Linked DNA regions of Homo sapiens: region 1 is linked to region 2. Evidence: chromatin contacts called from ENCODE Hi-C or POLR2A ChIA-PET data. All regions are on one chromosome and are shown on one strand. Each heading gives the region's core, a stretch centred on a gene start or an enhancer-like site at or near the end of the contact. The rest is flanking DNA. Distances are from core to core; before and after follow the strand shown.

Region 1 (4,674 bases), core at 1,181-3,680, 99 kb after region 2:
GTGATCTACTAACATATATCTATTACATTAATTGAATCAATGTTTAAAAACCTTCCAAAAAAAGAAAAAAACACCAGCACAGATGTTTTCAATGGTGAATCCTATCAAGCATTTAAGGAAGAAACAATACCAGTTCTCCACAATATCTTCCACAAAATAGAAGCAGAGAGAATGCTTCATAACTTATTCTATGATACCAGAATTTCACCAATACCAAAATCAAATTAAGACATTACAAGTAAAGAAAATTAAGAACAATTATCTGTTATGAGAATAGGTGGAAAACTTCAAACAAAATGTTAGCTTTAAATCAATCCAATAATGTATCAAAAGAATTATACACCACAACCAAGTGGGATTTATCCCATATATTCAAGGCTGGCTCAACATTTTGAAATCAATTAATTAATCCATCACATCAATAAGCTAAATTTTTTAAAAAATCATATTACTATATCAATTGATGCAGAAAACCACTTGATAAAATCCAAAACCCATTCATGATTTAAAAAAAAAATCCTCTTACCAAAATATTCATTAATTGTAACAAATAAACATGCCCTATATATATGATTTCATATATATAAATATATGAATATATATATGAATTCTTATATAAATATATGAATATATATGAATTCATATATAAATATATGAATATATATGAAATCATATATAAAAATATTTGTATATGAATTCATATATATTCATATATTTATATCTATATGAATTTATATATATGAATTCATATATATATGAATATATATAAATATATGAATATATATATGGTGTGGTTTTATATATGATGCTGATAATGGGGCAAATGGGTGTGAAATATATAAGAACTCTCTTTGCAAACTTTCTGTAATATAAACTAATTCTGAAATTAAAAGTTTCCTTTTTTAATTATTTTTCAATTTGGCCCATTTTCTAGTGGAGAAAGGAAGCAACTTTATACACAACTATGAAGCAGAGAAGAAGGTGGAATGTGAATTGTTCTGACGGTGTTAAATGGTAGGACGTTATTAATCTGGGGAAAATAAAGGTGACAAGTTGTAACTTTGCATGACATTTGAAAGCACTGCTAAAGGAGGATGTAGCAGGCTGCCTGGAAAGTCACCAGCACTTTGAAAACAGTGGCTGCCCAAGTTCTTGACTGTGTTGTCATACAGGTACCTCACTCAAAGGGTGGGTGCCAAACTGGGAGACTGTATTTGTGCTTCTGTTGTGTGTGTGTTGTTTTTTTCTTTCTTTCTTTCTAATTTAGTCTTCAGGTCTCTCTCACATGAGTGCGATAAACTCTAGCACTTCCCTGATTCAGGAATTTGGTGATAGATGTTTGCAGTGTGCCTCTCATAAGATACTTCTTTATCCTTGTGGATGGGCTGATACCTAAGTGTCACTTGTGACCAGCTATCACTTTCACAGAAACTGATTTTTACTGCCCTTGTGGATCATGTCTCACCTGTGTTCAGTTTATTCCTACTAAGATAGCCAATGTCTAGGAAAGCCCTGCCCAGGAGAGAAGTTATTCTCTGGTCTATGGATCAGATGAGAAAGAGGAGGCAACTCAACAAAATCCATGAAATCACAGAAGCAGTTTCTTACAGATCCCAGAGAGAAGAAGGCAGCATGCTTCACAGGGCCAGTGGGAAAGGAGGAGCCAACAGGGAAACAAACGTTCAAACAGTGGATGGGGAACAAGAGAGAGAACAAGGGACCTACGGGCCAAAGTGTTCATTGGAGTCCAAGGCATTATCCCAGCAGGCTTCCCAAGGGGAGTTCTAATTGATTAGAGCCAGCAGGCATCAGCTCCGTGCAGTCATGCTGCAACTGAGACATGATCACTGTGGCACATCTGTGAGATCCATGCTGGGGGTGGGAGTCAGTGAGGTAAGTCAAGTAGGTTGTATCCAGCTGTCTCATAGGAAAGTGGTCAGCAGGGGATGATTTATAGGGCAGATGTCCAGGTCAACCATGCTCAGGAACTGGGAGCAGGTAAAGAACTAGGCACCATGTCAAGGGTGACAAGGAAGTTAAACCTATATTCAAAGTGGATGTTGAAGCCACACAAAATTATAAGAATTCACTACAGCTTCCTATACCAGTCTGCACATTAAAATCACAGAAATACTGCATAGAAATACCAATTCCTAGGCCACCTATGGTGATGTTAATTTAGTAGGTCTGCAATGAGACCCAGGAATTTTTATATTTAGATGGGTGTACATTTTACCCTAAGCCTTTCGTTTAGATGATTGCAACCACAATTCTTTCAGGCAAATTATTCAACTACTTGGAATCCACATCCACATCCTTTTCTCCTGACTGAAACAGAGGAAAGTATTTTTCCCTAGCCCATCCTAGAAACGTATAACTCACTCACCGCTCCCTATTACAAAGAATACCCCTGCTCTATGGTTTGTATGGAATGTGACTCCAAGTACTGATCTCATTTGAATTGTTTCCTTTATACCTGCACGGCCACCTATGTGTCCCTGTCAATGTTGTTTTTGTGTTTTCCACATGTCAATGCATATGTTTCCAAGTACACGCCTGACAGCGAAGAGAAGTCTTTAACTTGATAAAAGTGAACCTGGATGTTAGCTAGTTTGAACTGATGAAGCAGTGAGAGGCGTCGCATGGTACAGCTTGCATTAAACTGGTTTGCACCTCAACTTCAGTGGGTATATAAACCCCCAGGGCCTTGTTAACTGCAGATGCTGATTCAGTAGGTATAGGATGGGGGTGGAGAGTCTGTTCTCAGGTGAGGTGGAGGCTCCTGGTCTTGAATGCAAGGCATCACTCCCTCTAGAAGAGGTGTGTACCCTTGGTCTCTGAGGCAAACCATTACTCTCCCCAGGTGACTGGGTGCCCTTGGTCTCTGATGTAGACCATTGCCCTCTCCAGGTGATTGTGGTACCCTTTCTGTCTGATATAAGGCATCACCCTCTCCGGAAAGTAAATCTCCAGTGGCTGGGAGGAAGCTACATTATTGATTGTCACTGAACACTCTATGAGACAGAGACTTGAGCGGAGAGTGTTGTGCCTTGTGGTGTGTGTAGAGTAAGGTTTGCCTTACAACTCAGCAATGGTGAAAGGGAGGAATGGTATCCCAGGACACCAGCGGCAACTCATATCTTCTCTTGAGAATTTGGTTGGGTGGGCAGACGTCCACAGTAAGGGGCCCTTCTTCAACAGCTTCCAGGTACCAAGAGGAGTCTCTCTCCCCTGTCCATGGTTTGAGAAACTCAGGAGGTGCTGTGTTCCCTGCAAGTTACTGAGCTGTTGTTATTGTTTACCTGGTCCCTTCAGGCATGCTGTTAAAAAAAAAATCAGTACTCTGATTTGCACAGATTTGCACAGTACTCTGATTTTTCACTTATCTTTGGAATGTTCATCAACACTAGTTTGTGCCCAGTACTGCAGTTTCTGCTCTATGTAGAGCAATGAATAAAACACAGCCTCTGTCCTCACATAGCTTTCACTGCCTTTCAGGTGATAAGCATGTCAATCAATAATCACAGAATTGATCCATATGGATGTGATGGTAGATGTGTTCACTACACAGATAGTTTTGATCACCTACTATGTGCCCAGCACTACTCTGGATACTTGTAATTCATCAATAAACCAATAGCAACAAAAACATAGATTTCTTGGCCAAGCATGATGGCTCACACCTGTAATCTCAGCACTTTAGAAGGCTAAGGAGGGTGGATCACTTCAGGACAGGAGTTTGAGACCAGCCTGGCCAACATGGCGAAACCCCGTCTCTACTAAAAATACAAAAATTAGCCAGGCATGGTGGCACATGCCTGTATTCCCAGCTACTCGGGAGGCTGAGGCATGAGAATTGCATGAACCCAGGAGATGGAGATTGTGGTAAGCTGAGGTTGTGCCACTACACTCCAGCCTGGGCAACAGAGTGAGACTGCATCTCAAAAAAAAAAAAAAAAAAAAAAAGATTTATTCTTAAAACTTATTTTCTGGGAGAGGGTAATACATAATAAGTAAAACAAATAAGTAAATGTCATAATATGCTGCATATTAATAGAGTCTATGAAAAACCAGAGCGAGCTAAGCGGACTTGGTGCAGAGGTACAGAGGAAGAAGAGGTTTGAATTCTTTCTGACAGACTGTCGGGAATGACTTTCTGGATGAGGTGATGTCTGAGGTGGGAATTCAAGAAGCTGGATATTTTCAAAGGTTCCCAGAAGACTAGGGGAGCTGAAGCACATCAGCTGAAGGAAAGAGCACGTTAACGGTGTCTAGCATCAGACTCCTTTGTGCTTCTGGATACAGCTGGCTTCCTTTTTAGCTCAGGAGTGACTGGGGAAACACAGGACCCTTGGTGGGAGGCAGGTGTCTTGTCTCTCTGTAGTTTCTGTATATGACACAAGTTAGTTAGGTTTGCCCTTGCTCCCAATAAAATATTCCTACTTATTAAAATTCTTTCTTCATTTAAGAGGAAAAGGCAAATGGCCACTCGTTGAATCTATATGAAATCCGAAATTGACCTATTCCACAATGAATATAGACAGATTAAAAGTTAAGTAACAACAATGCTTCAATTGGGGAGTAGTGTTGGCTGTGAATATCAGGCACTGGGCATGGGGCTTGGCCAGTAGGGCAGAGTGTCTTTCTCCCCTTCACCTTCTTCTGATAGGAGGA
Region 2 (4,792 bases), core at 994-3,493:
TGCCACTTGAAGCTCTGCTAGATGACCTAACCTGGCTCATAGTTAAACAACTGAAACAAGGACAAAATATTGTGCTCCTCCTCTCAGACTGCAGACACCAATATGTTTAGTAATGGACTTTTCTTTTGAAGTTATTGGGAAACAGGAACCTCGGATATAAACGTTTGGTTGTGAGCGTTCACTGCACACCTATTTGCAGTTGATTTGGCAGTGCTGGCAGTTTCATCCAACATGAAATTCTAGCCATGTGGAAAACAAGCGTGCATCCCCTTTATCATTTCACTTTTAGTGAGTTGAGCTGCATACGTACACATAGGTGCTCACACACGTGTACAGATGTGTGCACATTCATCGAATTCAGTGTGGTAGGAAATGACTGGAGAACATTCCCAGTGTTCAGCAGTGGGTCATAAATCGTGGCTAAAAAGAGTTCATTGAAACCATGAAACACAATATAGTCATTAAAATGTTCTCCAAGTGATGAAAGGAAAGAAATCCTAGAGATTAAGGGAAAGAAGGTAAATGAAAAAAGTGTGTAAAGAAGTGGGGTGGTAAACTTTGTCACGTAAATGCCTGTGCACTCATGTCTGCAAAGGTACAAAGAAAGCGGGAGGACAATCATGGGGAACTCCCTCAGTGAGCCTGGTATGGGGTTGCGGGAGAAGAAATACTTTTTTTAGTGTATTATTTTATGGCACTTGAATTTTCTACTTTAAACAGTTTTATTAAAAATACTATGTTTTTAAAATAGACTTTTGCAGGTAGCATATAAAACCTCATCAGAGAAAATGAAAGAAAAGTAAAGTGAGAAACAGACAAATGGATCCAGAGAACAGATCCTTTTCCCAAATGCATCTTAAGCAAGACCCAACAGTTGGCTGTTAGAGAATTTCCAGGACCCCCAGCCGCTGTCAGTATAACTTTATAACTGAACCATTTAGAAATGAACATAATCTGTAAGTAAAGTTGGCCACATCTAACCTTCTGAGTGCATGTGGCTGTTTTTTTTTTCTCCAATACTTAAATTTGAGGCTATTTCTGTGCAGAATAGAAGTATTTTTATGTGTGTTTTCTTGTCTGTAGCAATTGAGATATCAGAAGGAATGAAAAGTACATCTTTGATCTATTCACTATGGAGGCTTTTAAATTTTTGATTTCCAGCCCAAATTTCAAACTCAAATAGGAATAAAATAGGTACTGTTATAAATAAACACCACAACAGTAACAAATACAAAGGAAAAAGGAAGCCAGGGACCAAACAGCAGCTTCCTCATTCTTCCTTTCCTGAACTGGCAGTTCTGGGATGGATTGGCAAAAGTCATGTGAAGTGTGGGGTTTATGGCCTGTTTTTGCTGGTCCCAAGGGCTCCAGGTTAAGAGTTCTGTTGACAGAGGCCAAGGGAGCCCCTGTTTACTGGGGAAACGAATGTTTCTTTACAGCAAAGGCTGGGTAATCCCAGATGCTGAACTAAGAAACAGCTTGTTCTTTGTATCAAGGAATTTACTCTTAAAGCATGCTTCTTATTTTTAGATTTCAAACCCCAAGGGCTTTGACTGTGGCTGAGTCAGTGTTCCCTGAAACTATTAGTATATTGCTCTCACACATCAAGTTTTAGTATGAATCATTAAAAATAACACTGCACGTAACCCGCCAGTTTTGTTAAGTAGATGGACAGGTAAGAGGGATGACTATTTATCCTAGACCAGATCAAAATGGGCTCAGGATTCTCAAATGACACATTTAAGGAATAAGTAACTAATTCATTAATTCGGTTTGATCATTGTTTTATTTGTGTTTTGGGTTTTGTTTTGCTTTCTTTTTCTAGAAAATCAAGGCACAGAGCTACACGATGTCCTTACCCAGTAGAATCCAGTCTACTAAGGAATAAGATCAACTTTCAGGTGACCAAGAATTATGATCAATCATTCCCTGGGTATTCTTGTTTCATCACCCATCCATCAACACACAAGAGACAAAAAACCCTTTCACAGCCTCCTTGAGAGATGTTGTGCAGGTGAGATGCATGTATTTGCCCAGAGTTGTGGGCTGAGATCAGGGGCCTCTGGAGTAATGTGGGCAATGCAGGTAATGGGATCAGAATGACTCCGCAGGCCTGCGAGCCACGCCTGACAGAGCCAGCTGTGCACTCCCTCTCCAGAAAGGAGAGGTCTGAGTAATGGTGGCCAGGCTCCTCTCTGGCTGGGTGGGTGGCTCCTCTGGCCTAAAGCCAGAGAGCAGCTTCTCAGATTAAATCAACGTTTTGCACCATGCCCTGAAGCAAGTGGGGCCGTTTCCAGGGACAGCTTTGGGTTTAGTGTGCTGACTGTGTGTCCCAGCTGAGCCATCTCAGTGGCACCCAGTCCTGGTGTCTGGACATCTGGGAGATTTCTATTCTTAACCAGGTAGCCCTGAAAACCAAAGCCTCAACTTAGTCTCTTAAAAAAGGGGGAATTATAGTCCCCATGCAACAGGGTAGGTATTCACTAAATACCAGTTCCTTCCTCTTTAGAGGTTATAAAACCTTGGTTAACAGATAAGTGCAGAAAGTCAACACTCAGTTCCTGCTTGTTGAATCTGAACCACCACTGGAAGAAAGGCAGGCAGGGGTCTTCCCTCTGGTCAGCAGCACTTTCAGATCTAGGGGCTGAATAAAGGATCTACTTCCTCCTAGTTACACATTTAATGTGGACCCTTCTCTGTGAAGAGGGATATTCATTTGCAAGTCTTCTTTAGTGCCAGCACTGGAGGCTACTGCTGACCCAGAAGGAGGGGGTCTGGTGCACACCTTATCAAACATGTCAACACCACTTAAAGCAATGGGCTCAGGAGCCCAAGCCTCACTCCTGAACCCTCCTCTCTAAAGCTTCCCAGACAGGGGCTGAGGTATAATGATTGCATGTTGCAATAAAGCTGACCTAAAAGGTCTCCAGCAACACAGGCATTTAGCACAATGAAATCATACAAAAGTGGAATTCTGTGCAACGTTGTACCAATGGCAGGGCAGTGGGCATGCCCCCCATTCTGGGTGCAGGCAGTGAGGGGTACATTGTCTGCAGAAAACTTAAAGACAATCATAAAACCCTATAAAAATCAGCCTGGTTTTCATCACCAGTGTTTGCCAGAGATTCTAAACAACACCAGTGATAAAATGCTCCTTTACCCCAAAAAGATGTTGTTGGCCTATGACCTAAATCACTGCTCCCAGCTACATAGCTGGAGGATTCAGCTACAACTGCTCACTTCTAGAATACATTTGTAAGGCATAGAAATCCTTTGGGTTCCATTTTAGTGCAATCTGTGTGCCCAAACCCTGGGGTACAACACATTCCTGAGTTTCAAGCAGGACGTTCTAATCAGCAATGATGACACAGTGACCGTCAGGGTAGAGAAGCAATCTCAGTCTTCCTCTGGCCCTGTCAACCTGGAGCACAGTCTGGGAGGTGTGACCTCCTTGTTGAGGAAGAACAAATGTCTATATTAAATATTTTTATATTTAATATTAAAGTAAGTTCCTATATGAAATATTTCACTGAATTTGAAGAATGGATTTTTAAATGACATTTATCCTTTTGAAAACTTATTTCATCATTAAAGGATGAATCTAGAAAATAATAATGATGACTGATTATTTCATGCCTATTACTGAAAATAATTTGGCATATACAAGACAGAAATGTTAAAAAAGAAAAAATCTTCTTTGGTTGCCTAACACATAAGTTACACCCCTAGCTATATTGTTTGGAGTATATTTAAAGATTATTGGCCAGGCGCGGTGGTTTACACCTGTAATCCCAGCACTTTGGGAGGCTGAGGCGGGCAGATCGCCTGAGGTTGGGAGTTCGAGACTACCGTGGCCAGCATGGCGAGCATGGCCCATCTGTACTAAAAATACAAAAATTAGTTAGGTGTGGTGGCAGGTGCCGGTAATCCCAGCTACTTGGGAAGCTGAGGCAGAAGAACTGCTTGAACCTGGGAGGTGGAGGTTGCAGTGAGCTGAGATTGCGCCACTGCACTCTAGCCTGGGTGACAGTGCCAGACCGTGTCTGGAAAAAAAAAAAAAAAAAGATTACTTTTTATAATAAAGCAAAAGCACAGAACAGAGAAATGAATTTCCCCATTCAGCAAATAGTCCACAGAAGGCCTCAAATCTTGGTGTATTGATTCCACAAGTTCTTTCTACTACCCAGATATAAATCCATTTTTAAAAAATGCCGAGTGAAAATAAGCTCAATCATTTTGGTATGCTCTCTTTTCAGGCACTAGATTTCGACCATATTAAGTGAGTTCATGACCCAGCTCTGTCATTTTTACTGCATGACTAGGAGCAAGTTAGTTAAACTCTCAGAGCTTCAATTTTCTAAATTCTAAAATAGATATTATTAAACATGACTTTTCCACTGGTGGTTGTTAAGTCATCACTGTCACTTGGAAGGGTGGTGAGAACTATCCTCTATCTTGTTCCTTGCCCGATGCAGAGTTGAGCTGGTATCTGTCACTTAAGTACTGTCAATGGCTGGTTGGCTGACCACCTTAGAGAAAAGGCATGCTATAGAAAGAAAAAGACTAGCAAATTGTTCCTTCACATTCTCATGTTGCAATTTCAACTTTTTTTTTTTTTTTTTTAATACAGAGTCTGGCTCTGTTGCCAAGGGTGGAGTGCAATGGCTCTACCATGGCTGACTGCAGCCTTGACCACCTGGGCTCAAGCGATCCTCCCACCTCAACCTTCTGAGTAGCTGGGACTACAGGCGTGTGCCACCATGCCTAGCTAATATTTTTACTTTGTTTTTTG

What was found. A loop is a pair of places that touch in the nucleus more often than their neighbours do. ChIA-PET counts read pairs that join two places held with the same protein, here RNA polymerase II (POLR2A). Pooled maps may share reads with other maps.
Region 1: a map of PC-9 shows a loop between it and region 2 (6-fold over the local background). The contact joins two enhancer-like sites. A Hi-C loop is called at or near these places in 1 of 168 maps with a recorded cell type or tissue (PC-9), 6 of 37 single-sample maps with no recorded cell type and 5 of 50 pooled maps. POLR2A ChIA-PET finds 5 or more read pairs at or near these places in 3 of 52 experiments (A673, PC-9 and T-cell).

The regions. Positions count from the first base shown.
Region 1 is chr7:46,189,612-46,194,285 of GRCh38, reverse strand. No RefSeq gene overlaps it. Among named protein-coding and RNA genes, the nearest start is that of IGFBP3, 270 kb to the right of the region's middle. Within about 2 kb of position 2,430, at least 2 of the 41 ENCODE cell types and tissues checked have a DNase peak (open chromatin) inside an H3K27ac peak, as active enhancers do; they include PC-9, where a contact is called at or near this core.
Region 2 is chr7:46,288,587-46,293,378 of GRCh38, reverse strand. No RefSeq gene overlaps it. Among named protein-coding and RNA genes, the nearest start is that of IGFBP3, 370 kb to the right of the region's middle. RefSeq lists an enhancer at 2,302-2,381. Within about 2 kb of position 2,243, at least 8 of the 41 ENCODE cell types and tissues checked have a DNase peak (open chromatin) inside an H3K27ac peak, as active enhancers do; they include PC-9, where a contact is called at or near this core.